Regions from separate parts of the Mus musculus genome. Here region 1 is linked to region 2. Evidence: chromatin loops called from intact Hi-C (ENCODE). Cell type or tissue: heart. All regions are shown on one strand. Links, peaks and the distances in the headings refer to the core of each region. The heading gives the core; the rest is flanking DNA. Region 1 has its middle 17 kb from the start of Gm26176. Region 2 has its middle 16 kb from the start of Gm6567.

Region 1 (15,138 bases), core at 2,553-10,552, 510 kb after region 2:
TTCAAGACAGGGTTTCTCTGTATAGCCCTGGCTGTCCTGGAACTCACTCTGTAGATCAGGCTGGCCTCAAACTCAGAAATCCACCTGCCTCTGCCTCCCAAGTGTGTGCCACCACACCGGGCTGTTTTTGTTTTTTGTTTTTTTTTGTTTTTCTTTTTTTCTTAATAAGCTGGCCCTGAGACGTGTTTGAGGTCCAGCCTCAGCTCCCAAGTGTAGGCTGTGATCCTGAGTGATCAGTCTTGTGATGTGTGTCCAATGAACCAACCCCATTTAACTGAGACCAGAGTCTGAGTGGTTTCTGTGGCAATTCCTGAACCTTAACAATAAGGAATATTTCTCCAGGAATGTCTATAATCTTGGAATTGCCAAAGGACCGGAAGTTCAAGGGTATCTTCAGGTACATAGTGAGTCCAAGGCTAGGCTAGGAGACTTGAGAGTTTGTCTCATCAAGATATAAAACCAAACGGACTTTCTAGGCATGATTAAGTTAAGGGTCTTAGGAGAGACTCTCAGCGCCACTATCGTTATTTGTAGACAAGAAGGTTTAGATGCACATATTAGGGATGGCCAAGCCATTGCAGACAGAGAGACTGGAGTCTCTGTAAGTCACAGAAAGCCTGGCTCTACCCAACAACACAAAGGGTTGTGTCCCAGCACCCATCCTCCCCTAGAGACTTCAGAAATATGAGTCCTTACCATCTTGACTGTATTCCAGGCCTCCACATCTACAAGCCAGGGCTTCCCCTCTGCCTGGGCTTCTGCTTGCTACAGTTTTACCTAAGGTTAACCACTGCCTGCAAGAGTGGGAAGTTCCCTTAATCACCTCAAGTCTCCAGCACATTCCTGTGTCAGGTCACAGAAGGTCTTCCTGTGACTAGTTAACCCTTTCCCTACCTGTCCCGAGCCCAGGAATCTGTCCTCTGACATAAGAACAAGAACCACTAAGGAGGCTGAAGCAAGATGGTAGAAGCGAGGAGTTTGAGGCCAATCTGGGTTACAGGGTGAGAGCCTGCCTCAGCCTACCCCCTTCTCTGAATAAAACAAATCAAAACAGACCTCCCCACCCCCAAACAGCAACTAATCTTCATGTGATCTGGTGTATCATCCTCTGTAAATCTCTTCATCTGCTTGCGCTATGCACTAACATTCTATGATTTTACACACACACACACACTCACACACACTCACACACACACACACACACTCACACACTCACACACACACACACTCACACACACACTCACACACACACACAGAGTAAAAGAAAATGTAATTTTGTCTAGGTGGTGGTAATATACACCTTTAATTCCAACACTCAGGACTTAGAGGCAGGTGGATCTCTGTGAATTCAAGGCCAGTCTACCAAGTGGTTCCAGGACGGCCAGGCCCTGTACACTGAGAAACCCTGTCTAGAAAAAAACAAAAATAAAACTGAAAGTTTCTGGGCTGGCCTCCCAGCACTCAGGAGGCAGAGGCAGGTGGATCCCTGTGAGTTCAAGTCCAGCCTGGAGTAGTTACATACTGAGTTTCAGGTTAGCCAGGACTACAGATGAAGAATCAATCTAGTGTCAACTTTTTTCCCCCCTTTACTATGCTGTGTTGTTCACGCTACCTTTAATTTTCTGAAAATTTTTCCTGCCTCAGCTTTATGAGTGTTGGGATTATCAGCATGCACCACTGTCCTTGGCTTCTTGTTAATTTTTAATAAATACTTGTTGAATGGTTTCTTCATGTAGGACACAGACACCATTTCCCTTAAAACCGTTCTAAGGGGACAGACATGGAGACATACACCTAATTCTAACACTTGAGAGGCTGAGGCAGAGGCAGGCAGATCTCTTGTTGGTTTGAGGCCTACCGGGTTTACATAGCAAGTTCCGGGCAGAGGCTACACTGTGAGGCTCTGTCTCAAAACAACACAACAAAAACAAAAGCAGCAGCTGCAGCAACAACAACAAGAGCAGAACACTCTTAAGAGGAAGGTAATGGCCTATTTTAAAAATGAGACACCACTGACACAGAAGTTAAAGAATTCCTGGGGCTTGCTACTTTCTCAGGGATGGCACCGCCCATAGGGGGCTAGGCTAGCACACACTAATCAGCAAACATGAATCACATCACAGATGTACCCACAGACCAGTCAGATGGACGCAATTCCTCAACTGAGGTTCCCTCTTCCCAGGTGATTAGTTTGTGTCAAGTTGACAAACACAAATCAGCATCTCACTAAATGGAGGGAGGAGCCCACGTGGTTAGACAGCATTCCAGAAGAGATCTCTTTTCTTTGCTCAGAAAAGAAGGTAGAGTTGCTAGGCTGGGCAGCTGCAGGAAGAAGCTGGCTGTAGCTCTGTGAGGATGGATGATGGGAGCCAGGGGGCGAGGGATATAGGCCAAGACAGCAAAGAAAAGCAGGGTAGGGGAGCCAGGGTAGGAGGGTCTCAGCCCAGGTGCTGCAGGCTCTCACTCAGCAGCCTGGAGGAAGCAGTCAGGAAAGCTTGCTGGTTTGGCCAGAGTAATGTCTAGGTTCCTATGTTAGGCTCCCAGCATTCCTGTGGTTTTCTAGGTGTTAGCATTAAAGTGTCTGCTTTCTGGAAGGGTGCTCCATGGCTCTCAGGCTCTTGAAGGAATTGTAAAACGCTTATTAGTCATCAGCAGTTTCTGACAGTTTAAACGAGAGAGAAAGGGGGAAAAAACCCAAAAACCTTGCACCTCACACCTGTCAGTATGTGGGAGAAACTGCACTGGAACCTCTAACTGCTAAAACAGACTCTCAACCTGTAGGTCTTGTGTGTGTGTGTGTAGAATGACATTTTCAGAGGGGTAGCCTAAGACCACTGGAAAACACAGGTATTTACATTACTTTTTTTTTTTGTTTTTGTTTGTTTTTTTCCAGACAGGGTTTCTCTGTGTAGCCCTGGCTGTCCTGGCACTCACTCTGTAGACCAGGCTGGCTTCGAACTCAGAAATCTGCCTGCCTCTGCCTCCTGAGTGCTGGGAGTAAAGGCGTGGGCCACCACTGCCCGGCTACATTACTATTAATAACAGTAGCAACATTAGTTATGTAATGTAACTGTAATATGCAATGAAAATTATTGTATAGTTGGGAGGGTCACCTCAACATGAGGAACTGTATTAAAGGGTGCCAACATTAAGAAAGTTAAGAACTTCTGCTCTAAGACATAAGAGCTAAAGAAAGTAGGTGGGAAGAGATTATGAAAAAGACTTTGCGTGCCGGGGGTGGTGGCACACGCCTTTGTAGTGAGTTCCAGGACAGCCAAGGCTACACAGAGAAACCCTGTCTCGAAAAAAAAAAAAAAAAAAAAAAAAAGACTTTGCTAAACAAACAAGGGAACTGGGTTCTGTTACTTGATAGCCATCTAGCTTGGAAAAAAAAAAAAGCTGTCTACAGAGGTCAGAAACATAACAAACTTCTCAAAACTCCTCCGTGTACTCATCCAACTTTAATGAGTATCCGCTCATAGCCAATCCTGTTTAATGTATTCTCACACCCAGACCCTTACCTGATTAATTATAGAAGTAGAGACACTCTGTTAAGGACAAGAAAGCACTCTCTAGAATAGGAGTGGGCTGAAGGAAAAAGCCCCCAAACCTCGGTTTGTTTGTTGACATAGAAAAATATCAAGACCATTTAAAAGATTTAAGAGCAAAGTCTGGGTGTGGTGGGGCAGGCCTTTAATTCCAGTACTCAGGAGGCAGAGGCCAGCCAGATCGATGCAGTGAATTTCAGGACAGCCAGGGCCACTAGAGAGACCCAGTCTCAAAAACAAGCAAGCAAGCAAACAAACAAGAGTCTCCAGGCTGACCACTGATTATCATTTTACTGCCTTAGCATGCTGACTGTTGGATTTGAAGGACCAGTCTACCTCCATTTTAGGCTTAAGAGCCAAACAAACTAGGTTCATTCTTGTTTATGAGTAACCCTCAGTTTCTCATGGATTGAACTATGGCCCACCTGTAACCTTAACTACAAATAGTTCTGTATTGCCTGATCCAGGAATGGCAATCATGTCTTTGTTTCAAAAGTTAATAACAAGTCTTGCAACCCTACCTTTGCTTCAAAAGGGTTGTTATGGCTACCTGTTGTTAAGGTCACCTTACAATCATGTCTCAGGAGGTCATTAGGACTTGCTGTGCTTATGTTCTGCTCCTGTAACCTCCATTCTGCCCTCCAAATCCCAATTTGGAAATTCCCCTCCCTTGAGCTATAAAAGCCTTGTCTTAGCCTGGAAACGGTGTTGCACACACACACACACACACACACACACACACACACACACACACACACACACCATTGTCTTCCTCACCTCCAATGCTGACCTCTCAAATCCTACCTTAGGGGGAAGCAGCCCATGTACAGGAATAGAAAAGCTTACTTTAATTAATTTGGCTATGATGATTTGGGTTGTAGTCTTTCTCCTCCCGTCTCTGGGATTAACAGCTGTGTCGCTGTGAATGACTACCACCTTTAATACTAGTCACAATGTGCCTCAGTGAGAGAGCCAGGCCATCAGACAGTGGAGCTGATGCGGCATGATACGTCTTACGAATTGCTGGACTGCCTCCCGGAGAAGGGAACGCAGCAGCCCTGAGAAGACTAGTTTGGGTTTTATAGGGTCGTTTAAATTTTTGGCCAGTGCTGCCAGAGAGTGTTAAGGAAAAGGGCACTATCAGGAGGCCAATGGAACTGCAGTAAGCAAAATTTTACAAGGTGGTGGGTGGGCTCTGGCTTTGGGAAAGCAAGAGGCTGTGGTCAAGCTGTTTGCTGAGACAAGGAGTCAGCCTACTCCTGACATAGGTAGAAAGTTCAGTTTCCATTTCCCAACAGGGCTGGGTCCCACACTGGTCATATGTCTGGGCCAGCCCAACAATGAATACTATGAACGTATTTCTCTTTACTATTTTAGGTCTATCCGTTCCTTTATCTCTACTGACCTTTCCCCGATCTGTGACTCCTCCTTTCTCTCTGGTCTCCAGTAACTCCTGTTTGTTTGTTTTTTCCCTTTAACTATTTTTTGTTTGTTTTTAAATCCACCTGCCTCTGCCTCCCGAGTGCTGGGATTAAAGGCGTGCGCCACCATGCCCGGCTCTTTAACTAATTTTTAAAAGACCTTTTTTTTCTTTTTCTTTTCTTTTCTTTTTTTTTTTTTTGGTTAATTTGTGTGTGTCTGTGGGTGCTAATGTGTGTTGGAGTGTTGACAGAGGCCAGGAATCAGAGTTGGATGTCCTGATCCTGGAGTTAGAGAAGATGGTGAGCCACCATGTGGGTGCTGGGAGCTGAATCCGGGTTCTCTGCCAGAGCCGCAAGCAGTCCCTTGCTTTGCTCTTAAAAATGTATTTATTTGCTGGGTGGTGGTGGCACACGCCTTTAATCCCAGCACTCAGGAGGCAGAGGTGGGTGGATTTCTGAGTTCGAGGCCAGCCTGGTCTACAGAGTGAGTTCCAGGACAACCAGAGCTACACGGAGAAACCCTGTCTTGAAAAACAAACAAACGAAAATGTATTTATTTTTGCATATATATGTGTACTGTGTGTGTGCCCGAGCATGCGTGCACACTCACACATGTGGAAGTCAGAGGACAGGTTTTGGGAGTCGGTTCCTGCCTTCCACCTTACCTTAAACGGCTGTCTCTCTTGGTCGTACTTACGTACATGCGTAGCCTTGTACAACAGACTAGTGGCCCAGAGGTGTTTTTAGGTGTCCTGATCCTCCTGTCTCAGCTCCCACTTTGCCACAGGAGACTGGGTGACTGACCAGCCATCTGCCTTTCCCTCAGCTGGCTTCGGGGATCACTGTTACTTGTCCTTGGCCCTTGCTTGTTTTGTTTTTGAGACTGAGCCTTACTCTGTACTCCAGGGCAGCTTGGGACTCACAGCAACCCTCTTTCCTCTGCTACCCAAGTCTCTGTAACCCATCGGCACCCTCAGGCATTCAAACCTTCCAGTTAAGTGCAAACTAGCTCTTGTTCAGTACAACCTTACCAAACAGCAAATATCCAGTTGTCACGGCCTCCGCCCTCAGTGATTTCCATATTTTCAGAGTCTCCTTCAGGACCAAGACTCCCCCAAAGCCCGGCCCTGCTCCAGGGACCACCACCCTCCACTGTCTATCAGGGAAGTCTACTCCTTGGCTCTCCCTTTCTGTCTCTCACCTCCTACTTTCCTCCTGGGCTCCTTCACCTTGTGCTCACCTTTTTTTTTTTTCCTCCAGCATGCCATCAGTTCTTCTGCACATTGAGTCACCAGCACTTGCCTAATCATGGAAGGGTGGTATTTCATGTGTGCACACATTGTTAATTTCTCTGCTTAGACTATAGGGTTTGTGGGGGCAGGGGTTGCCTCTTCTTCCATTAACCTGTTTATCCCAACTGCTCCCTCTGGTGCGGGGTACCTGGTAGGCACTGAATACACGCGTTGATGGAAAGAATACTAGTGCCTAAGAAGGCTTCATAGCCAATTACTGTATTGAGCGCTATCACTGCCATCTAGCGGTAATACAGTGTTATATGCTGCAGCCTTCTGGACGAGCTGGCAATCACTGGGTATAATAAATAGACTTGCCTTGTCTGGGGTGACCTATCAGGTATTTATGCCACTACCTGCTTGAAACATGAATGAGCTGCCTTTGGAAGTCACAAACAAAGGAGGCTTTATTCAGGCTCTATGGCCATTTTATACTGTCTCTCCTTATTTGAGCCATGTATTAGTGAAACCCAACCCCCCCAAAAAAAAAAAAAACAACCTGAAAACAAAACAAACAAACAAAGAAACAGCAGCAAAAATCCACTGGAATTTATTGAATTGCAGAGGTCCAGAACAAAACTCTCGATGGTGGCAAGAAATGCATCTTTGTGAATAGGCTTTGTAAATGGCGTGTCCCTTTTCAGTAAGTTTACACATTCAGTCATACAATTGGTAGCAGGAGAGGAGAGTATGTGCGGGGAGTATGTGCTCTTGTATCGAGAAGATCCCAGGACAACTTGGTGTGCAGTATCTATGCACAGCTCAAGAGCAATATCTCTTGGCATATACTTCCTAATTGTTTGACTTTGTGGCTTGATTGTCTGGCCTTCATGCCCCTACAAAGTTGCATATCTTCTGTAGATTCAATATTAAAGTGTATTTGATCCAGGTTATGGTGGCTCATGCCTGTAAGTCCAACATTACACAGTAAAGGGGAATGCTACCAGTTTGGGGCCAGTCTGAGCTCCAGAGGAGATTTCAGTTCAGCGTGGATGGAGGCTGAGTCAGGAAGACCACAAGTTCAGGGCCTGCACTGGTCACAGACTGTGTTCAAGGCCCATTTGGGGGAACTGAGTGAGGCATGTATCAAAAGAGGAGGAGGAGGAAGAGGAAGAGGAGGAAGAGGAGGAGGAAAAGGAAGAGGAGGAGGAGGGAGAGGAGGAGGAAAAGGAAGAGTGGAATCTTTAGTGGGGTTGACTATAATCCTTACTGTAACCTACCTGGCAGAAAAGAAGATACTCTTAATAGACACCATTGTCCCTCAATCAGATTAGCAGACTACTGTAACAATGAACTCCAAAGAAATGGAAAAGTCTCCAGGAATCTCATGCTGAGAGAAGAAAGGGCTTCAGGCAGAGGGGAAACCTGTGTCCTAGAAAGAGATTTCAAACAGTTGTAATAATTTGTTCGAGCACTTTATACAACGACACTGAAATCCAGATAATAGTGGGCTGGTAGGCAGGACCATACCTTGACCAGGAACACTTAGATGTTTTACCCTCTATCACGCCTTTGATCCTAGAACTCGGGAGGCAGAGGCAGGCAGATCTCTGAGTTCGAGGCCAGCCTGGTCTACAGAGAGAGTTCCAGGACATCCAGGGCTACACAGAGAAACCCTGTCCCGAAAAACCAAAACTTTGATCTCACTTCAGGACCCAGGAGACTGACTTGAGGGACTTGATGGATCACTTCATGTCTCTTCCCAATGTGGCCATACCGAATAAAGCTTCTTTTTCTGATTTCCTCTTTTACTTTGGGAGTTTTAGTTGGCTTGTTGAGGACGAGTGGCTAGACCTGATTGGGGGCACAGACACAAACACGTACAAATATGTACAGAGACAGACAGACAGACAGACAGACAGACACACACACACACACACACACACACACAGAGGCTAGGAGAGTATTCCAGCAGAATTCTTGCTTAGCATCTGTGACTTTGAGTTCTATGGTGGCTACTTGCAGAGGTTTTCTTTTCTTCTCTGAGACAAGGTCTCTTGTAGCTCAGGCTGGCTTGAGTTCTCTGTGTACCCAGGGATGGCCTTAAACTTCTGGTCTCCATGCTCCACATTGGAGCCATTACAAGTGTGCTGCCATACCTGGTTCAGGCTGTGTTGGGGGAGCAAACCTAGGATTTCGAGCAGGTTAGGCCAGCACTGTACCAACCGAGTCACATCACCAGCTCTGGACTCTCTTGATAGATTACAAAAAAAGGATGCACACTCACAGATGTGGTTGTCTGTCATGTGTGCCCTTTAATGTCTTATTTTATGCCAGATGTTTTTGAAAATAATTGAACAACCACCCAGAGAAAGAAATGAATGGTATTCTCCAGCTCTTATCTGGAGGGGATGTTTGCCAATAAATGTTAAACTAGGAAGATCCAGGTGTGGTGGCGTATGCTTGCAATCCCAGTACTCCAGAGGCTAAGGCAGGAGGATCATCGGTTCAAGGACAAATTCCTGTCTTTAAACAAAAAAAAACAAACGATTTGGCATTAAGGTGAAAAAAAGAAAGCTAAAGTAAATTAAACTTGGTTAGTTGACTTTCTTGATTCTCAGTAAATATAAACCATTGACCCCCCCACGGGGATTTTGGTAGTAGTTAAATCATAGCAACACGACAGAGATTCTATCTTTCCATTATTCAGGGGTTGAATTCAAAGTGCTTCATCTAAACGACTCGAAGGCTAACCCTGGACTGTGCCCCCCCTTACCCCATCTCAGCAGGTGCTTTAGTGCATGCTTCCGGGTTCCATCCCCTCTAAGCTATCCATAGCAACAAGGAACACGCAGAAGATGAACTCGACGGCTTCTTCTGAATTAGTGCTTATGTCAGACCCAGAGGCCCAGCTGAAGGGCTGATGGGACCCCCTTTGTGCAGAGTGAATGCTGCCTGATTGCTGAGGCAGCTCAGCTGTCAGAGCAAATCACTCTCATTTGTTCGACAGCCTCTCCAGGGCCCAGCACTTCTGCGGTATCTGCTCCTCTTTTGGCCAGGGTATGAGAGGGTCAGATTTTTCTTCTTCCCCTTCCTTAGACGCCTGAGAACACATAACACTGTGATAGACAGGTGAGTGAGTCATGTGTGTCCTAGATGTGTGTCATTTTTCTTTCTTTTTTATTTATTTATTTATTTTTTTTTTCTTTCGAGACAGGGTTTCTCTGTATAGCCCTGGCTGTCCTGGAACTCACTTTGTAGACCAGGCTGGCCTCAAACTCTGAAATCCACCTGCTTCTGCCTCTCGAGTGCTGGGATTAAAGGCATGTGCCACCACACCCAGCTTCTCCTTCTTCTTCTTCTTCTTCGGTTTACTTATTTATTTTGTGTATATGAGTACAATTATAGCTGTCTTCAGACACACCAGTAGAGGGCATCAGATCCCATTACAGATGATTGTGAGCCACCATGTGGTTGCTGGGAATTGAACTCCGGACCTCTGAAAGAGCAGTCAATGGTCTTAACTACTGAGCCATCTCTCCAGCCCCATTTTTCTGTTTTAAATAATCCACTTAATTTATTTATTAAAAATTTCCTAGCCGGTCGTGGTGGCGCACGCCTTTAATCCGAGTACTTGGGAGGCAGAGGCAGGCAGATTTCTGAGTTCAAGCCCAGCCTGGTCTACAAAGTGAAAAAAGAAAGAAAGAAAGAAAGAAAAAACAAAAAAAAAAAAACCAAAACAAACAAACAAACAAAAATTTCCTGGGGTTTGGAGCGGTGGCTCAGCAGCTAAGAGCTCTGATTGCTCTTCCAGAGGTCCTGAGTTCAATTCCCAGCAACCACATGGTGGCTCACAACCACCTATAATGGGATCTGAGGCCCTCTTCTGGTATATTAGAAGACAGTGATGGTACTCATATACATAAAATAAGTAAATTTTTTTGGTTTTGTTTTTTGAGACAGGGTTTCTCTGTATAGCCCTGGATGTCCTGGAACTCACTTTGTAGACCAGACTGACCTCGAACTCAGAAATCTGCCTGCCTCTGCCTCCCGAGTGCTGGGATTAAAGGTGTGCGCCACCACGCCCGGCTCTAAATTTTTTTTAAAGATTTATTTATTTACTACATGTAAGCACACTGTAGTTGTCTTCAGACACACCAGAAAAGGGCGTCAGATCTCGTTACAGATGGTTGTGAGCTACCATGTGGTTACTGGGACTTGAACTCAGGACCTCTGGAAGAGCAACCAGTGCTCTTAACCCCTGAGCCATCTCACCAGCCCCTTTAAATTTTATTTTTTTAATTTATTTTTTATTTTTTAAATGTTTTTAGGGGCTGGAGAGATGACTCAGTGGTGAAGAGTGCTTGTTGCTCTTCGGAGGACCCCAGTTCCATTCCCAGCACCCACATAGTAGCTCAGAGCCGAACTTCAGTTCCAGGAGATCTGATGCCCACTTCTGACTTCCTGGAGCATCAAGAATACACTTGGCGATCACACATACATGCAGGCTATCTCAGCTAGGGTTTTTATTGCTGTGAAGAGGCACCATGACCACAGCAACTCTGAGAAAGGAAAGCATTTATTTGGGACTGGCTTACAGTCAGAGGTTCAGTCCATTGTCATCATGGCAGGACACAGGCAGACATGGTGCTAGAGAGGTAGCTGAGAGCTCTACATCTAGATCAGCGGGCAGCAGGAAGAGAGTACCACATTAGGCCTGGCTTGAGCATTTGAGACCTCAAAGCCTGCCCACAGTGACACACTTTCTCCTACGACCTCACGTCTACTCCATCAAGGCCACACCTCCTAATAATGCCACTGCCTATGAGCCTATGGGGGCCCATTTTTATGCAAACCACCACACAGGCAAAACATTTGTACATATAAATAAAGTAGAGATAAAAGATATTAAAATTATGTATGGGGCGTGTGAGCCCTAAGCCATCATGTGCATGTGGAGGTCATTGGACAACTTTTGGAAATTTGTTCTCTCCTTCCACCGGGTGGGGATCTTAACTAGATGGTCAGCACGCAGCACCTTTACCACTGAGCCATCTCGGTGACTCTCAATTACTCCAGTGCAATAAAAAGGTGACATTCTCATTACATCTTGGCAAGTCTATCATATAATCACAGGGACTGCCAAACTAAGGCAGGAACATAGCTAAAGCTCCCATGGTGCCTTCTCGGTCACTCCTGCTGTTCTCAACCTCCTGACAGCAGGCACTGTGGGATTCAGAAATCTAGGCCTATCCCATCTCTTTGTTCTGGTTAGAGTTAGGGTTCTCCCTCTCTCTTTCCAGAGGCTTATCATGTAGCCCTTGCAGTGTTCCTCCTGCTTCCACCTGTATACCATCGCACTCAGCGAGAGTGTCTTGAATTCTTAAAAACAACGTGCAGGGCGGTGGTGGTGCACACCTTTAATCCCAGCACTCGGGAGGCAGAGGCAGGCAGATTTCTGAGTTCGACACCAGCCTGGTCTACAAAGTGAGTTCCAGGACAGCCAGGGCCACACAGAGAAACCCTGTCTTGAAAAACCAAACAAAGAAAAGTGCTGTCCACACTTGCTGGATGGTGCCCTGAGCCATGTGTTCTCAGTGATGATGGGATCGTCTGGGCCTTGCAATATTTGTCAGCTACATGCAGTCATTACAGAGGAAGGAGTACCTGAATCTGTCACTGTATCATTAAGATTCATCAGGCTTTCCTTGCCGAGTCACTTTACATGCATGCATGCTAAGTGCATACAAAGCTAAATTCATTCTTTTCTTTTTTATGCATTTATTTATTTTTATCTTTTAAATATTATTTTATTGTTTCATGAGTGTGGATGTTTTGCCTGGACTTATGTCTGTGTACCACTTTCACCCCTGGTGCCCTCTGAGGTCAGAAGATGTGGATCCCCAAATGAAGTAAGAGATAATGCTGGGAATTCAATTCAGCACCTCTGAAAGAGCAATCAGTGCTCTTAACCTCTGAGCCATCTCTTCAGCCCCCAAACCATTTAAATTTTTATTTTATTTTTTATCTATGGTATGTGTGTAGTTTTGTGAATGGGTTGTACATGTGAGAGTGGTGCCCGTGAAGGCGAAGGGCTGGAGTTGGAGGCAGCTGTGAGCTGCCTAGCGTGGGTGCTGGGAACCTAACTTGAGACTATTGCAAGAACAGTAAATGCGCTTAACCACTGAACTGTCTCTCTGGTCACTCTTTTTCGAGACAGGGTTTCTCTGTGTAGCCCTGGCTGTCCTGGAACTCACTTTGTAGACCAGGATGGCCTCGAACTCAGAAATCCACCTGCTTCTGCCTCTCAAGTGCTGGAATTAAAGGTGTGTGCTACTACGCCCAGCCCTCTCTGGTCATTCTTGTTTTTTGTTTTGGTTTTTCGAGACAGGTTATTTTCTGTGTAGTCCTCGGCTGTCCTGGAACTCAGTCTGTAGACCAGGCTGGCCTCAAACTCAGAAATCTGCCTGCCTCTGCCTCCCAAGTGCTGGGATTAAAGGCATGAGCCACAACGCCTGGCCCTCTCCGGTCACTCTTAAAAACATTTTTTTAAAAAAAAAATCTATTTATCTTATGTGCATGAGTGATTTGTCTACAGTACATCTATGTTCTATTTGTATCTGTCTATATTCAGCCTCCTGAAAATCTGGGATTACAGGCCTGTGCTGCCAGACCTGTCCTTTTGTCTTCCTTCCTTCCTTCCTTCCTTCCTTCCTTCCTTCCTTCCTTCCTTCCTTCCTGAGAATTTGAAAGCAACCCGAGATAGGAATGGACTCAGTATCCAAAGCAAGCAACCCTGAACCAGACTGAAGGAGAAAACGGTGTTATTGACTAAAGGTTCGTAACGAAGCATTTGTAAGGCAGTTTCCAATTATTCAAATACTTTTGATGTTAGAGCACACTGTGATTGAACTCCAGAGTTCAAATAATTGAGTACTGGGGCTGGAGAGATGGCTCAACAGTTAAGAGCACTGACTGCTCTTCCAGAGCTCCTGAGTTCGATTCCCAGCAAGCACATGGTGCCTCACAACCACCTGTAATGGGATCTGGTGCCTTCTTCTGGTGTGTCTGGAGACAGCTATAGTATACTCATATAAAGAAAATAAATAAATCATAAAAAAAAACATATGAGTACCGTGGCTTTGACAGATCTCTTCTTCATCCTAAAAAAAAAAAAAAGATTTATTTTAGATCAGGGTATGGCAGGACATGCCTTTAATCTCAGTATTCAGGAGGCAGAACACGTAGTTCTCTGAATTCCAGGCTAGCCTGGTCTACATAGTGATTGGTCCACATCATCCAAGGCTACATAGTGAGACCCTGTCTCAAGAAAACAAAGCAAAAACCAAAAACGACACACAAAAACTACGTGTGGCTGGGCAGTGGTGGCGCACGCCTTTAATCTCAGCACTCGGGAGGCAGAGGCAGGTCAGACTGGTCTAGAGAGTGAGTTCCAGGACAGCCAGGGCTACCCAGAGAAACCCAGTCTTGAAAAACCAAAACCAAACCAAAACCCCAAAGCCAACTATGTGTGTATGTCCGTGGGACTGTATGCCATGTTTGTAGTGATCCCCAAGGAGGCCGGAAGAGGGCACCTGACGCCTTGGAACTGGAGTTTGTAAGCTGTCTGAGAGGGAGCTGGGACTTGGATACTGAAAACTAAACTCTAGAAAAGCAGTAAATCTTAAGCACCGAGCCATCTCTCCAGCCACCAAACTTCACGTCTTCAGGACATATTTTACTCTTCCACGGAGGGCTAAAGGACCCAGAGGAAAGGTAAAACAGGTAAAAACGTATGTGGCTATCTTCTGTAGTTTTGATTGTTTGTATGTCTTTTGTTTGTTTGTTTGTTTCAAGACAGGGTTTCACCTGTAGCCCTGGCTGTCCTGGAGCTCTGTAGATCAGGCTGGCCTCAAACACAGAGAGTCTCCTGCCTCTGCTCTGGAGTTCTGGGGTTAAAGGCGTGTGCCCACTGATTGGCAACCAGCCTTTTTTTTTATTTTAAACAAAACAAAACAAAATAGTGTTTTTAGAAAGCTCATAAAACAGGCAGGTGTGGTGGCGCACGCCTTTTATCCCAGCACTTGGGAGGCAGAAGCAGGTGGATCTCTGATTTCAAGACTAGTTTGGTCTACAGAGCGAGTTTCAGGACATTCAGGGCTACACAGAGCAACCCTGTCTCAGCCCCACCCTCCAAACAATTCTTTGACCATATAATTCTCAGATTGCCTTAATATCCTTGTTTCCAGAAATAAAATCTGCTTTAAAACAGCTTTGAATGGATCGCAGCCAAGATACAAACCCTGCAGATGTGTCAGACAGCTGCCTATTTTGAGGATACTGTCAAACTTGCACCAACGGGGGCCATCATCAGTAAACTACAGCACCAGAAACCCATGGGGGGGCCTCGTGATGCTTCCGGAAGCTGAGCACTAGGATTGATGTTAGAATGGCAAGCTGCTTTTGTTGCGACTATGACTCTAAATCATGTATCATCCTTTTTATGAAGGCCAGAAGCGGATTGATGGGACTTGGGCATACAGAAGCAGTGATCTAAGCACAGGGCATCTCCCTCCATCACAGCACATCTCCCTCCATCTTCCCTGCCCATCCCCAGCACAAGCCAGAGGGCTCAGAAGAGCATAAGTCACCTACTTGGATGTTCCAAGAGTGTGCCCCAGGTCAGAGCAACAGCTAAGGCTTCTCCCCTTTGCTTTCTTCCAGGTTGTATTTCCATAGCAGGACAAGGGTGGCCTGAACTGTGTCTTAGCAAGGGTTTTACTGCTGTGAACAGACACCAGGACCAAGGCAACTGTGAAAAGGACTACATTTAATTGGGGCTGGCTTACAGGTTCAGAGGTTCAGTCCATTATCATCAAGGCAGGAACATGGCCGGATCCAGGCAGACTGGTACAGGAAGAGCTGAGAGTTCTACAT
Region 2 (15,138 bases), core at 3,701-11,700:
AAACTTAGGGAAAATGAGTGACCATGTAAAAGGAAAGCCCCTGATATTCCCACTCACTGGATTCTCTAATGAGTGCATTTGTCTTTCTAAAATTAAGACAAAACAGCACAACTACTACTTTGTCTTCGTGGCTTGGCTGGTTTTTTTCTTGGGTCTCAGTTCAGCGGTCCTATGAGAGCTACTAGAAGCTAAGGTTTGAGCAGCCACCAGGAAGAAGTTCTTGTCAATGGTCTACAAATGTCATACGATCCAAGATGGAATGGGTAACCCCCAGTATGGCATGCATTCAGAGGATTCTGGTTTCTGCAATGCATTGCCATGGAAGGGTAGCCTGGTGCTCTGAAAAGGACTAACATAATTCTATAACAGGAAACAAAGTTCTATAAGTAGGAAGGAGACCAGACACTGACGAAACCAGACACCAAGGAGCCCTAGATAGTCCACCTTATCACCTGCCCTCTTAGCCAAAACTCCCAGGAAAGAGTCAGGCAGCAGATGTTACCAGGCTCCGATGACATCCCTTAAGGTTATAAACAGGCAGCAGATGGTAACCATTATAAACACCCTACCCATGTACTGGGCCTCGATGCCTCCCCCCATACACTTACCAGAATAAAGGGAAGAAGATGGGAGCGACTGTTCCCATGCAATGGTTCTCACCTTACTGCTGTGAGCCCCTGGGCAGACCTCAACCACTAGATTCCAGGCCTCCTTCCAGTCGATGTGATGGATATTGTTGACAACCCAGGCACAGAGAAGAAGGCAGAACATGCAGTGAGACAAAACATATACTGGGATTATAATACAGCAGTGTCCTACAGGGGGTCCTCCTTGCCAGGGGCAGCATAAAGGGTATGCCAATGAAGAAGATAACAGAAAAGACAGGACTCAAACTCAGCTGCCACTTTAATATTGGTACCGCTATAGACACAGACACAAGACTTTCAGAGCACCCTAGCCCCAGAGACAAATGTAGCTGATTCCAGCTGAGAATCCCATTTATTCTAAAAAAAAACTGGGTGTGCCAGAGGTTGCATATAGGCCAGCTTAGCATCTCTGCTAGCAATAGTTCAGCTTCATCTTTTTACCAAAAGAAATGAATACGAGCCTCCCCTCAACTAGATAAACTATCGATTGCTTATTCTGTCTGCTGCACAAGGTTTGGGTTTTTGAGGTTTTTTGTTTTTTTTGGGGGGGGGGTGTTTTTGTTTGTTTTTACCTAAAGACATCTCTGATTTTGATGGTGGAAAATGTGTTTTTCTATTGGGTGAACCAATGAATTTAATTAGGGTTGCTCACAGGAGCATATTACTAGAACAGAGGAAACTTACCAGGGGCTATACCACTGAAGAAAATGTCTCTTCCTCCTCTAGCGACCACTAAGTGCCAAAAAAATCCTCCCAGAACAAATTTAACCTTTTTTTTTAGAAAGCATTATTATCAATATGCCTTTAAAGGTTTTGAAACTCTCCTGTCTGGTCAACATATTTTTAAGAACATTTTGCTGATTTGTAATAGAAGTTTACAATGTAATTTAAAGAAAGAAGAAGAAGAAGAAGAAGAAGAAGAAGAAGAAGAAGAAGAAGAAGAAGAAGAAGAAGAAGAAGAAGAAGAAGAAGAAACGAGGCATAGATGTTCCTAACACATGTTTTCATAGGTCTTAAAATAATTATTAAACAAACAAAAAATAAATAAACAGAAAATCAGCCAGATTAGCCTTTGCCCAAGGGAGTTTTGTCCCCCGGCAGAGACTGGACCACCACAGAACAGGGAAGAAAAGATGGAAACACAGTAGAAGCTCCTCTACCCCAGACTTTGTGGCTAGCAGATCTTTTCCTGAGCATCCTGTACCCTGTACACCAGCTACTGCTTCTCCAAGGTTCTGCAACTGCTCCTGGCTCCTTACTTCCACATCTAGTCTCGGGAGGTCCTACAGGGACTGCGGGCCCCAGCAGAGCAGTTCAGTCGGACCGTGCTGCATTTCTCAAAGGGAGTTCTTCAATGAGTGGTTCCAAGACACCGAAGGTATATTACTTCTACCCCTCAGTCAATCAAATGTCTGCCCAGGGCTTTCATCAGTCTTGAAGAAGATGGAAATACAGGATAAAACATGATCTATATGGAAGAAACCCAGGAAGGTGCTTGGACGCAAGGGCTTCACCCGTGATTCTATGGCATGATGGTTCTGTAAGCACTACATTTATTGCTCACTGAGAAACCTGCCCATTGACGCCTGGCTCTCGGGAGCAAGGGGCAGCACAAAGTAGTATGGCAAATGGCACAGGCAGAGTTGTGAGTGCAGAAGCCACCACTGGCATGACAGTGGGACAAGGAGAGGTCTCAACCCATGGAAAGATTGACAAGACTTTGCTTAAGAAAAGCATATAATTTTATGCAGAGTACAGGCTAGGTGGGATGGGCTAGGGTGGAGGAAGTGGCACAAGAAAGGGAGTCACCAGATACCAAGAACTTTCTCAAAAGGGAAGAGAATTACAGGGAGGAGGGGGGTTGAGGGCCAGGGCCGTCTTGGTGTTCCTCTGTCCAACAAACCACAGTGCCATGTGTCACAAGCAGCAGTGAAGGGTGGCTATGGTGGTGCACACCTGTAATCCCAGCATTCTGGAGGTGGAGGCAGGAGGGTCAGAAGTTCAAGGTCATTCTCTGCCACATAGTGAGTTCAAAGCCAGCTTGGGCTACATGATACTCTGTCTCAAAACAAAATAAGAAAGCAAGATGAATTGTATCTCTGTTTGAGCCTCTATTCTACAACTCAACAAATGCATAGCTCCACTCTGTGCCTCAGTTTCCTTTTGTCAAGCAAAAGTGGCTCCTATTTCTCATTAGGGCAGTCATATATCCCTTGCTTGGTTCTACACTGGGTACATGTAGGGGCTCAAGAAGTGGAACTGTTCATGGTCCAAAGTTTGCCTCCTACAGACAGGCAGCCTTTGCTGTCAGCACCCATCATGCACCCCACTCCTCTCAGATCTGATCACGACTGCCTCAGGTTTCAAGTTCGTTTGCAGCTTTCCCAGCTTTCCCAGCTTCCCAAAGAGCTGTACTGAACATTAATCCACCCTCGGCCAGTGGGATGGAGCCAAACACACCAGACAAGCACAGTAAGTTCACACACACACAACTCCCCAGAGTTCCATTTCCATATGATCATGTCTGCTCCAAGTGAAAGGTTCCTTTTCAATGGGCTTTGGTGTCCTTGCCTAGACAACGGGAGAGCCCGACCTCGCGTTCTCTAAGAGGCCCCTTTTGAAAAGAAGCTCTGATGGATCTGCCAAAACTTTGCCTGCTTTAGTTCTGCTGCTAGATGGCCAGAAGTTGCCTCAAACTTGGTACGAAAGCAGATCCCATGAGCGACTAAGTAACCCTACAGTTTAGGAAAAGGCAAAGTCGTAGGACACTGCAAGGCAGGCTGTGGGGCTGCAGAGCAAGAAGAGTGGACTGGGAGAGGAATGGGCTTTTTGTTTCTCTGTCTCCTCCATTCCCAGCTTTTGTGGTGAGCCAGGTCACACAGCACCTTGGTTTCTTCCTCAGCCACAGGCAAATCTTGGGGAAGTGGCTGAGGGGGCAGCACTTGCTTCTCACCCACTGCCCCAACTGCTGGCCCGCAGACTTGTTGGGGCATGCTCTTCAAACCCTGAGAGCCAAGCACCAGTCATGAAAATCAGTGAATCTCAAAACAACAACAACAAAAAAACCAGCCTGCAAAATCTTCCTCCATTGAAGGCACCCACAACCCCCTTCTCCAAGAGAACTTAGGTGGACAGGATGAATGGATTTACCTGCCTTCTCCGTCCTACACCTTGGGCAGGTAACAATGCATTGGGCAAGTCTGTATGAGCTGGCACCTCTGCCATCCCTGCTAGACTGTGAGCTCCTTGAGGACAGGGACAGTGTCCTCCTTCCCTGTAAAGAGCGCGTACGTTTTCAAGCAGCTGATTCACAGATAGCCAGTCGAGATAGGTGCTTTAACTGGGTAACTCGTTGGAAAATGGTAGATGCTATGTCAGGCTCACAGAACTGAAAATCGAGTCCTGAAAGATAAGAGAGGTGGCAGCCGTGAATCTATCTGGTGTTGCTGAGTTTGACAGATGAATGGAAGTGGTTGGAGCCGGTCAAGCAGAGGAGGGTAGTACTTATGAAAGATAGAAGGCTAGTACTTATGAAGGCGAAATATGTGTAGGTAGGTGGGCTTTCAGGGTCAGCATGCCAGGCTGAATGTCAAGAGAAGAACGGCTGCCCCTGTGGGTGCGGGTATCTCTGAGAGGTCCTGGGAAGAACCAAAAGCATCAGGGAGGACATGGGAGAAGGAAGAGTCGAAGTGAGGCTGGAAACTGTATAGGCCTCATTCACAGAGTAGTTTCAATAGAGGGTGCACCAAGCAAGGTCAGAGCAAGGGCACATGAAAGTGAACGAACAAAGGGTGACTGTTGACCAGAGGGGACTGAAGGGAAACAGTGGATTGGCTACTTCTCAGAAAACGCAAAAGGAAGGGCGCAACCTGTGGCAATCCCTCTTCCTAGTCATTTTTCTTTCTTCAGTAATCAAATGGTAACCAGGGGACCAAGAGCTGTTCTCGAAGACTTCTTTAAACCTCACTGCTTGTCACCTATTGCACTCCTTCAAAGACACTGCTTATCTAATAGGGGACAAAGGTGACAGATTCCATTAGGGAAAATCTTCCCCCAAAGGGCAAATTGGAACCCTCAGGCCCTTCCCCACCCCTACATATCAGCTTGCAGGAAGGCACCTGTGGCTGAAGTGGCAGAGTCACCATCCACACACTGTCGGCATCAAATTTTCATATGCTACAAAGTAACTTCTCGGCTACTCAAGGTCCCCATTCCTCCATCCATTCTGCTCAGATGCAGCAGAGACAGCAGATACTGAGTGAAGTACCTGTCTTATGTGAGCCGGGCTCTGCATTCGGCAGATAGTATACACGCAGCTTCTAAGAAAGGAGAGACCCACACAGGCATTCTGGGTTCCCTTGAATTTCAGAAATACCCAGAGCTGAGTTTTGATACATTGGACTTGCCAATTGCTAGTCTTAAGTAAGGACCAGTTTCTTTGGCTACTGGACAGAATATGTTTCTCGGGTTTTTGTGACCCTTGGAGTCATGTTATATGAAAAAAATCTTTGGCACAATGGTGGAGCACACAGAGTGTGCAGAGCTGACTCTTATTGGTGTGACCGCAGTGTAAGGGTGGGGACCACCACACAGAAATGACCGTGAGGCAAGGGGAAAGTAGACATCAAATCGCCATCAACAGCACAGAGTTCTACCCCAAACAAAGCACAGCTTGTGAAGCTCTGTCTGTCTGTCTGTCCATCCATCTGTTCATTCAACAAACTTTTTAGGGGGTCTTAAATTTGCTAAGTGTATCCAGAGCATGAGGAGTACTTGTGATGAGTCTTTCACGTCATTTCCTGTGTGAAGTATTTGATCCAAACAGTGTTATTCCGCAGCAGCGGTGTCCCACAGGATATGGGACCTCAAGCTAAGCGGAAACCTGTGTACCTACTATGCCCCTTCTCCAAGTCAGAAATTCCATAGAGAATGTCTGCAGGTTGAATCTCTAGCTTTGTTCTGGAAGGTGATCTGGTTTCCACTTAGCCATTCTGGCTTTTCCCAAAAGAATCAGATATGTACATGTCGCAGGGCATTTGCTTAAAACGTCTTTCCTTCTAGCATCTGGAAGCTGGAGAAGCTCTGTTGTTGAGACTCCTCACGGGAGCATCGGCCTGCCCTCCCCACAGGACAAGCATACAGCATGCTGAGAGTGGGGAAAGCAGGAGTTGGGGGCAGATAAAGGAGGGAGGGAGGGAAATTTGAAGCTTTTTCCTACTGGCAAGAACTTCCCATTTGAAAATAAGATACTAAGGTGCTTAAGAAGTTTGGTATGTTGGTTGGTTGTTATCTGATCTCATGGTGCCTCGTTTCCCTAATTTCTTGGCAAACTCTTGAGTGTGTGTTTTTCACTTGAGGTCCTCCCTGCTCTACAAAAATAAAAATAAAAAATAAAAGCAGCCTATCGAAACCCTAGCCTAACCTGCAGCTAAAACTTTAAAGAGCCCTCGAGTGTCTTCCTGGTGCCCTTGACTTGACCTATGGGAACCTCGTGTTCTTCTCGGTGGTGCTGTCTCCTCTCATTTTATAAGCTGTGGTGGTTCTTCCTTCCCATTGGCTGATGGACTAGCTCTCTGTAGGTGTCTAGCCAGAAAGCTGGCTGAGGTACCAAGCAATTGTCACTAAAGAAGTTTCTGGTGTGTGGAAGTTAGCAAGCACCAACAGAGACATCTTTTTAGCATCCTGGAGGAAAACTTATTTGGAGGTTATTTCTTTCAAATCTTAGTTGTTGCTCTTGGCCCTTCCTACATGAACCTGCTCATACAATCTTGGAAACAATCTTTAAATATCTTTTCTACTTAAAGCGGGGACCTTGGACAAGTGGTGGCATTACCACCAGAGACACATGTTAGAAATGGAGCCTCCCGGGCTCCTGCCAAGGACAACTCAATCGGAACGTGCCTTGCAACAGATGTGTGGTGTGTGTTCCAACTTGGGAAATCCTGAGGTGGGTGCAGCGCTTAAAAGCTAAGGACACCAAGCCACCGCGGGGTGACTCGCCTGAGAGTATGCACTCCCCTAACTGTGGTGTGACTTCTTCTCTAGAGGCATAGACAGATGTCTGTTCACTCAAGATAGAGCATCCAAAGGCAGAGCAAAGACACTATCCCAGTCAAGGCTGGCTTAGCAAGCTAGTGATCTAATGGGGTAACTCATGAGACTATGGTTAAGGGGTTACAGGGGTATGGTTGGTTAAAAGGCAAATGGATGCACAGTATAAAGGCCCACCCAGTATGGGAGACAGCTCATGAATACTGAATCTCTGGAGCTTCCTGTATGACCTCTCCCTAGCAATTGTCACTGCTTCTTAGGTCTACTGATGAACAGGGAAGATAGGACATTTGACACAGGGGCTTTACACGATGTATCCATTTGATAAAGTAGAATAGCACTTCCCAGAGTGTGTTTTCAACTGGGCTCTCGGGAGAAGCAAAGCTGACCATTTAATGGCATGTTATTTTCAAAGCCACGAGCTTCCCCACCAAATGTTAGCGTGCACATAGAAGCTTCTGTGTCCTGCTCCTTTCAGAAAACAATGTTCTGTGAGCTAAGTAAAAACCATGTCAAGAGAGAGGCTATGGGACTCAGGCATTTGGCATGAGACACTCTAGCCCTTCAGTATAGACAGCAAGTATTAAGTTATTCATAACTTTGGGCCCCCAGTTGCTCCAAGGTACATTTACCTGTATAAAAGTTCAACATCTTGTAAATTATAAACCTGCCCTGAAGGTGGGCTTGAGAAGTGTAGGTATATTTGGAGGTCCTCCTGGATGAACATACAACCAACTCATTGACTGTGTACCTGCGTGAAGTTGGTATGTAGTCTTTGAAGTCCTCTGATAGTCAGTACATGTTCTTTGAAATATTTCTCAGATGTCACCACTTCCTCCAAAGTATGCAAAGAAATGTGCCATCTCCTTACCTCAGTCGAAAGTCTTCATGAGGAGGAGGAGCTTGGGGTGGGGGACGGGTGCATCTCTATCAGTTATCACTAGAAGCTGTACTTGTCAGGGAGAGGACTCTATTCTAAGTAGTATAAGAGACATTTTAACTTTGATCACTCTTAAAGTAGTCCTGCCTGCATATTGTTTCTATGTGGCCTTGAAAGAGGAAAAGCGATCTGGGCAAATGTTCAAGTCCTGTCCCCAGCTTCTCGCTCCCTACTACTTGGAGAAAATAGAAACGGCCTGTACACAAGGGCTGTGGGACATTTTTTTTTTTTAAACTGGAAAACTCACTTCATGACTTTCTCTGAGTAGCTCCTCTGGAGTACTCCGACAGCTGTCTCACATCTGTCCATTTATCACTGGGATCCAAACGAGTCTCTTGGGGTTGAAGAGTGATGCTGACGAAGAGTAGGCCAGTTCCAGATCAGTGTCCTGGAGGGCTACTGCCACTGCAGGGATAGTGGGAACTCTCTGCGGTATCTCCTTCACTAGGGAAGAAGGTTTTCGTCTCTGTGGCAACTAACCCAGAACATCTGCCCAGTGTTTCCTCTACGTTAACGACAAGCTCCAAACTCCACCACGGGGGTGATTGGCAGCTAGCCAATGACTCAATAAGTGTTGTTAAATTAACTGGGTAGATAGAGTTCTCTGGACTTTTTTGAATACTGGTTTGTAATTCTACATAAAGTGAAAGGGATGTTTATGTGGCTCTATTAGCCACTTCTGTTTTTAAGTCTTGCTTTTACTGAGGCAAAATGAAGATATAAGAATCTCACAATGGTCCTACTGAATTGTTAAGAAAGTAACAGGTGGCACGGATGTGGCCCATCCCATTCCTCCCTCCCCCCCCCCATAAAAAAATAATAAAACCCCTCTCCAAACCACAAGAAGATCCAAAGCTATAGGCAAATTGGAAAGTGCTGCCTTCCCTTTGAGGGAAGCAAGTTCCCTGCTTTCCTGACACCACCATGGATGAGAGCAGCGTGAGAGCAACCAGCCATAGGAACAGGGATAGAGCAGCAGTGAGTCTGTAGTCACGGCAGCTGAAAGCCAGCACGTCTGTACCTGCAGAGTCTGAGGAACCACATCAGTAGGACCTAGATTCTGCTCCGGCGCGTGTCTGAGAATAAGTGCACATTGTGGCTCAGTGCTTCGAGTCAGCGTTGTGATCTCAGTTCCTCTGTGAACTACGATGCTGAATGAGTCATTCAGCCTCATGTCCGCTCCCTCGTCTGTAAAATGGGAAGAGGACTGCCATAACAGTCTGGGGAACCAGAGGAGTTCATGTGGAAAAGTAAGTGAGTTAACATTGTCAAATGCTTAGAAAGATGCTGGATCAATAGCGTGCTGTTAAAGAAAGAGAAGTGTCTGCTGTAGAAATAGCCAGTGTGGGTCAGGCAAAGGTACAAAACAGTGCGACTTTCATATTCGCTATTGTTCCCACTCAAGACTCCTTTTCACTTTTATTACACTCTGTCATTCATTTCAAGGAGCTCTTTACATATTCTAGAGTAAGCCCCTTGTATATGTATGCATATAAAAATCAAAATACACATACTAAAGGCTGGTCAAGATCATAGACATTAGGGGCATGCAAATTAAAACCATAATGAGGTAATACTTTAGCCCCCTACTGAAAATGGCTATGATAAGGGACTGATGACACCAAACGTCGTGGAGGGTATGGAGCCACTGCCCCTTCCTACGCCAATGGTGAGACCGCAGGTTGCCATAACTATTTTGGCAAAGTGTTTGGCAGATCATCTTACAGAGTTGAACACTTGCTCACCATATGTTTTGGGTGTTAGCCCAAGAAAAATGAAAGCATATGTTTGTACAAAGGCTTTTACAGGAAGGTTCTCAACAGCCAAGCACTGGAAACAAAGTGAATGGGTAACAGACCCTGCCACGCTGGCTGGCAGGAGAAGAGTCGGCTTGGGACTACGATGCACTGTGCCAAACAGAGGAATGTGCGTGCCACGTGGGTTTGTTTATTTAAAGCCCGGGACCGGGAGTTAACTGATAGGGAAACAAGCAATACAAATTAAAAGAGCAGTTACTGGAGCTGGAGAAAGGGCAATGTGGTGAATTGTGCTTGCTGCTCTTCCAGTGGACCTGAGTTCAGTTCCCATCACCCACCTCAGGTGGCTCGGAACCACCTGTAACTCTGGTTCCAGGGACTCCATTTTCCTATTCCATGGTACCCACCCTCATGTGACATACACTGTCATGACACACACATTAAGAAGCATTAAAAAAAAAGGGAGAAAGAAGGGCAGTTACTTCTGCAAGAGCCAGAAAAGATCATTCTATGGCAGTGGTTTTCAACCGCGGATGAGTGTTTGGTCCCCCATAGAGAAATGTTGTAGCAATGTCTCAAGACCTGACAGTCATGCTCCTGGTTTTTAATGTCTGAAGACCAAGGAAGGTTACTGTTAATCATCCTGTAATGCACACTGAAGATCCCCACCGTAAACAACAGACGTGTCCCATGGATCAATGATCAGAAGTTGAGCTGCCCTGGCTTAGGATAATGGAAATGTTCTCTATCTTGTTTGATTACATGTGCATCAAATACGTCCGATAGAATTCAGCATCACTGTGTGAATCTTGCTGTGTGTACTTACAACCCTCATTTTAAAAGACACTAAACAAAGTTGACAGAGAAGGGACAAACGAAGGGTTCAGCCCCCTGCCCCCCAAGTACTTCTTTGTCTTTAATGGTCAGTTTTTGCTTCCTCCATTTTGTCTGATCTTCACAGAGTAACACTAGCTCTTTTTTGGTTGGTTCTTGCACAAAATGCCTCTTTCATGGTTTGAGCGTCAGGGTGTCTTCTTCAGATCTCAAATGAGCCTCCTTTAAAAAGTCAGGGCTCACCATATAGCCCAGGCTGAGCTGGGGCATGCGTCAGTTCCCTTGCCTCTACTGTATGAGTCCTGGGTTCTCTACTTCGGTAGGATAATTAGATCAGATCTCAATCCTAGATAGTTCACAGCTGGGGATGGGAAGGCACAGAATCTGTGAAAATGCGCCAGGCCTTGCTGAAGACCACACCTGATCTTGTATATCTTTCTTCTTCTTTGTTGGCTGCCTACATGATGACCATATCCTTCCTTATTTGGAGACTATAAAACACTTAATCTCTTCACAGAAAAACTGTCCTTACGTTGTCTCCGGTGACTTGAGCGTGCGTGCATGCTAATTCTGGTTTACAACAGACTCTTTTCTTCTTTCCCTTATATACTTTCACCATTTTCCAGATTTGGTTTTAACAAGTGGTAATTTTTGTGTGTATCTGTTAGCCTCATTTGCTCTTAAAGAGGTAAATTTGGTGTGGTTTTTTTTTTTTTTTAATTATATAATTGTGGCCACTGGTCCTTCAGAGCTTGTCTTGAAAGCTTTCAGGCTCACAGAGAAGTTTGGCTCTTAAGTCTCAGGAGGCTAGAAAATATTTAGATTTTTCAGGAAGACTTAGCAGTCCTTTGGAACTTGGGGGTCCTCTCAAAATTCATATGTTGAAACCCAATCTCCATAGTGACAGCAATAGGTCAGGAACTATGGACATGATCAGGGTGAAATTGTAGAGCCCTCCCAGATAGGCTTAGAGATCAAGAAAGGGCCAAGACACCAGAGTTGCTCTTTTTTCATGGTGTGTGGAAACAAGCATAAGTTATCTTCCCATGGAGTCAGGAATAGGCCCGTCAGCGAAACGTGACCAGCTGGTACCTCCTCTTGGACTGTGAGCTCCAAAACTATGAGAAATAAATTTCTGTTGTTTATAAGACACTCCCTTAGCCTAGGGTACTTTGTTAGAGCATTGTGAATGAACTAAGAGGCTACAGTGTGCGTCCTTGCTCACTGTATGCCTCGACCTGGACATCTTCTTTAGGTGTGCAATGTTTGTACCCATCCAACAGTGTTTTCTTTCTCTCACATCATGGGGATGAAGGTCTTATTAATGTTTTATTAGCATTGGCATTTAAGATGAGGCAAAAAACATAGGGATTTCTGATAGTATCATTCTGACCCAAATCAAAAGAAAAATTAAACACTAAATATAAAGCATGGTATTTATTTGTTCTTTGAAAGCCAGTGGTTAGGAGCTACCCTAGAGCCCACCACTATTAGAGCAAGGGACTTGATCAAAATGCATACAGAAATCAATCAGGCTATAGCTCCCATTCCTTTTTTTTTTTTTAATAGAATAGTTGCTTTCAGCAATAACCAGTCATGTATGAATAGCCAGCCACATCTAGTGCTGACAGCCATGCTTTCTCCAAGGGATCTTAGCTTCATGGTTGCTATGCCTGGGGAGGCTCCCCCAGGTGACACTGGGGTACAAAAGAATTCTTCCGAGGCTCTTCACTTCATACTTGAACTACACCATCACCCCGAATGGTTGAAGGAGCCAGTTGCTTCTGCTCACTTTGAGGCCAGATGTACTGCAGGATGTAGAATAGCAGAAGGAAGCGGGAGGTCTTGGTAACAGGAAAGCGTCTCCAAATGCAGCCAAGAGGCATTGGGCAAGGGAGCTGCGGCATCCACCCAGTCCCTGGGGTGATGCGAGGTGACAGGCTCCGTGAACTCAAGTGCCCGGAGGGCAGTCCTCTAAGAAGGGCCCTCGGTTGGCTCTGGCAGGTGGAAGTCCCAATAAAGACCCAATGGTAAGAGCAAATCCCAGGGGTCTGTCTGAACAGCACACCTGTCCTGCCAGACACATTGTTCCCAGACCACCTGGGGCGGACTTCAGGCAGTCTCTTGAAAAATCAAACCGTGCCGTGGCAGCTTGACATGAGAAGAGCTCAGCCACTCACAATGAAGAGCAGAAATGAGATCAATGAGGAGTTTCTCATACTTTAAGGAACTCAGCATGTACTGTTTGATGATGTCCTAGGCTAAAGACCATAAAACCAGGACTTTTTGGCTAGGGAATCATTTGGCATAGATTTAAAGCCATATTGATTCACCTCTGCTCATTGCCCGGGGGGGGGGGGGGTGGAGGGGGTGGGGTGAAGGGGTTGGCATGACCAGGTTGGTTTGAACTTGTGTTGTAGGTCGGGAGCTGCTTCCTCATGCTTAGCAATGACAAGCTCACAGACATTTTCTTTTGGAGTGTGTAGCCGCCATCTCTCGCCCACAGATGAAGAGAGTGATGTCAAGAGGCAGCAATGAAACCATCACTCATTTTCTCCATTTCGTCAGAGGGAGAGCCTCCTCCTGTGGCCACACAGTCATGTCAATGGCCTGTCACAAAGCACATCGTTCAGCTTACGTTTTTGTAACCAAATCAGTTGCACCCCTCCACCCCCACCCCCACCCCCACCCGTCAACTATGAAAACAAACAAATTCTCTGGTTTTGTTTTTTTTTTGTTTTTTTGTTTTTTTGTTTTTTGTTTTTTGTTTTTCCAGATCTTCTTGCCTTTGGCGATCTCAGAATGCGAGGAGTGGGCCAGCATGGGGAGACAGATGTCTGCTAAGATTTCTCTCTGTTCTCAGTTCCTTTTGTAAAGTGATAGATGCGAGCAAGCTTCTCCCTGACCTAGTTCAGTTCACTTCGGAAGTGCTAGTGCTGCCTCGGGACTGAACCAGGCTCTCTCTTTCCCCACAGCAGGAAAAAGAAAAAAAAATGGCTGTTCCCAACTACGCTTCTATCCACACACCCTGCATGGACATCTCACTCCAAAGAAAGGCACCAGAGTTTCAGGAGTTTCAAGCACTCTGATAAAGTAGCCTTCTTTGCTGACTAGGGTTAGGCTCTCTTTGCAGCTATGGGAAGGCACTGCTATAGGAAACCACCCAAAAGGGCCTCTCCGACCTGGGTAGAAAACTCTGGCCCAAATCTCTGGTGAAAACTCAGAAGATGGCGCACAGAACCTGTTGGCCTTGACTGCAAGTTTTGAGTCAAAGAACCTTGGGACTCAAAGTTTGGATGGGTGGGGGTGGGGGAATGGGTCTGAATGGAAATCCAGAATGATGAGGCCTCTGACCCCAGGGAGACCTCCTGGGCCTCATTTTGGGTATGAATGTCATATGTTTTGTGCTGATGGAATATGACTCCTGCCATATATACCCCCATAAGTCTGCCATGGAAATGAAAGTACATTCTCAAAGCACTGAGCTCAGAGAAGCACTGCCCTTGACTCAGAGAAGGAAGACACACGGAAGTGTGACTGTCAGTTACCAGAGAAAACTTTTTAACGTAGGCCTTGCCAAAAGATGAAGGCCTTAGGTGGCTGTTTCACCCTTTAGTCTTTGGGGTTTTCTACATAAATTGATTAGAAACACAGCTTCCAGACAAGACATATGCGTGTAATCCCAGCATGACACACGCTTGTAATCCCAGAACTAGGGAGTTGTAAGCAAGAGGATCAGGGCTTGGAGGCCAGCCTAGGCTAAATGAGACACTATCTGAAATAAGAATAATAAAATACTACTTCCTCCTGGAAAAAAAAAAAAGCCAGACAGCCACCAACTGGAGTATATACAAGCCTGGCGATGGGTTTCATCAACAGAAGTGCAGAGAATAGCCAGCTTGCTTTGCCAGGCACAGGCTAAAGCTCACTGCCCAGAGGCACCAGGGACAGGTTCCACATGCTTGACACAGAGCCAGGAGTTCTGGAGCCAACTCAAAGTCTCTGTCCTCAGAAGAGCTCAGAAGAAAAAAAAAAATGCACTGGAATAAAGTAGTCAATGCCCACCCAATACCCAAAGTACAAAAACTCCATGCCTTGGACTCGCTGAGTCCAGAGTTCAGGCTGAGTCTTAATGATGTGGGAAGCATTACAGACTGTGGACAGACAGCCACCTCCCTGCCATCGGCAGAACAATCGGAAGACAGAGACGATGCATAGGGGCCCAGAGGATCCTGCTGGGCTCTAGGCTCAATCATTGCTCTGTGGATTTGCAATATGGGAGTACATTGTGCACAAACAAGCTTTGTATTCTGCACAGCTTCAACCTTGCTTCTTGTGTGTCTCTTTGCAATATAAACTTAAATATATACTTTAATGTGCTCAGCCTACCGAGGACTGATGGAGGAATGGCTGAAGACAGCCGGAACACTTGATGTGAAAAAAATTCTATAGCTTGAAAGGATGCCCAGAAAGGCTTCAGGGTGACCCAAATAAGGACACAGGGCAATACATCTTGAATCTTCTTTCCTCTGATTCAGGAACAGAATATGGACCACCACTGCCAGCCAGCCAGCCAGCAGGATCTTCAGCGCAGTACATTCCCAAAAGTTTCTCCAGAGGGAATATCTGTGTGGTTCAGGGATGTTTCAGAGCTGGCTAAGCCTTCCCTGTGTGTGCCAACCAATATAATTAAAAATGCATCCCAAGTAAACCTCAGACAACTGAGCCCTCCGCTGCAACGTGGGGGGGCGCGCTCACTGTCGGAGGGTGGTCACCCCGGTGGGCGCAAACATTGCCCCAGGTGCTCTGCAGCTGGCTGCAAAGGCTCGTGAAATTCTATCCTTTCAAGTTCCCAGTGTGCTGGAGAGCAACCCTGAGAGGCCGGCTGGCAGCCCTGCCCCACCTGTGG

What was found. Hi-C counts contacts between places; a loop is a spot of excess contacts. Peaks named below come from ENCODE experiments on the same cell type or tissue, not always from the same donor. Only the 100,000 strongest peaks of a DNase experiment are listed, where the experiment ranks them.
Region 1: it touches region 2 in a loop (3-fold over the local background); 2 of 42 quality-filtered maps call a loop at or near these places.

The regions. Positions count from the first base shown.
Region 1 is chr7:73,621,833-73,636,970 of GRCm38, forward strand. No RefSeq gene overlaps it. Among named protein-coding and RNA genes, the nearest start is that of Gm26176, 17 kb to the right of the region's middle. In heart, for the core only: a CTCF peak has its summit at 6,492 (motif pointing left); a DNase peak (open chromatin) is centred at 6,429.
Region 2 is chr7:73,110,989-73,126,126 of GRCm38, forward strand. No RefSeq gene overlaps it. Among named protein-coding and RNA genes, the nearest start is that of Gm6567, 16 kb to the left of the region's middle. In heart, for the core only: no CTCF peak of the experiment used is centred there; a DNase peak (open chromatin) is centred at 8,063; H3K27me3 peaks cover 991 bases.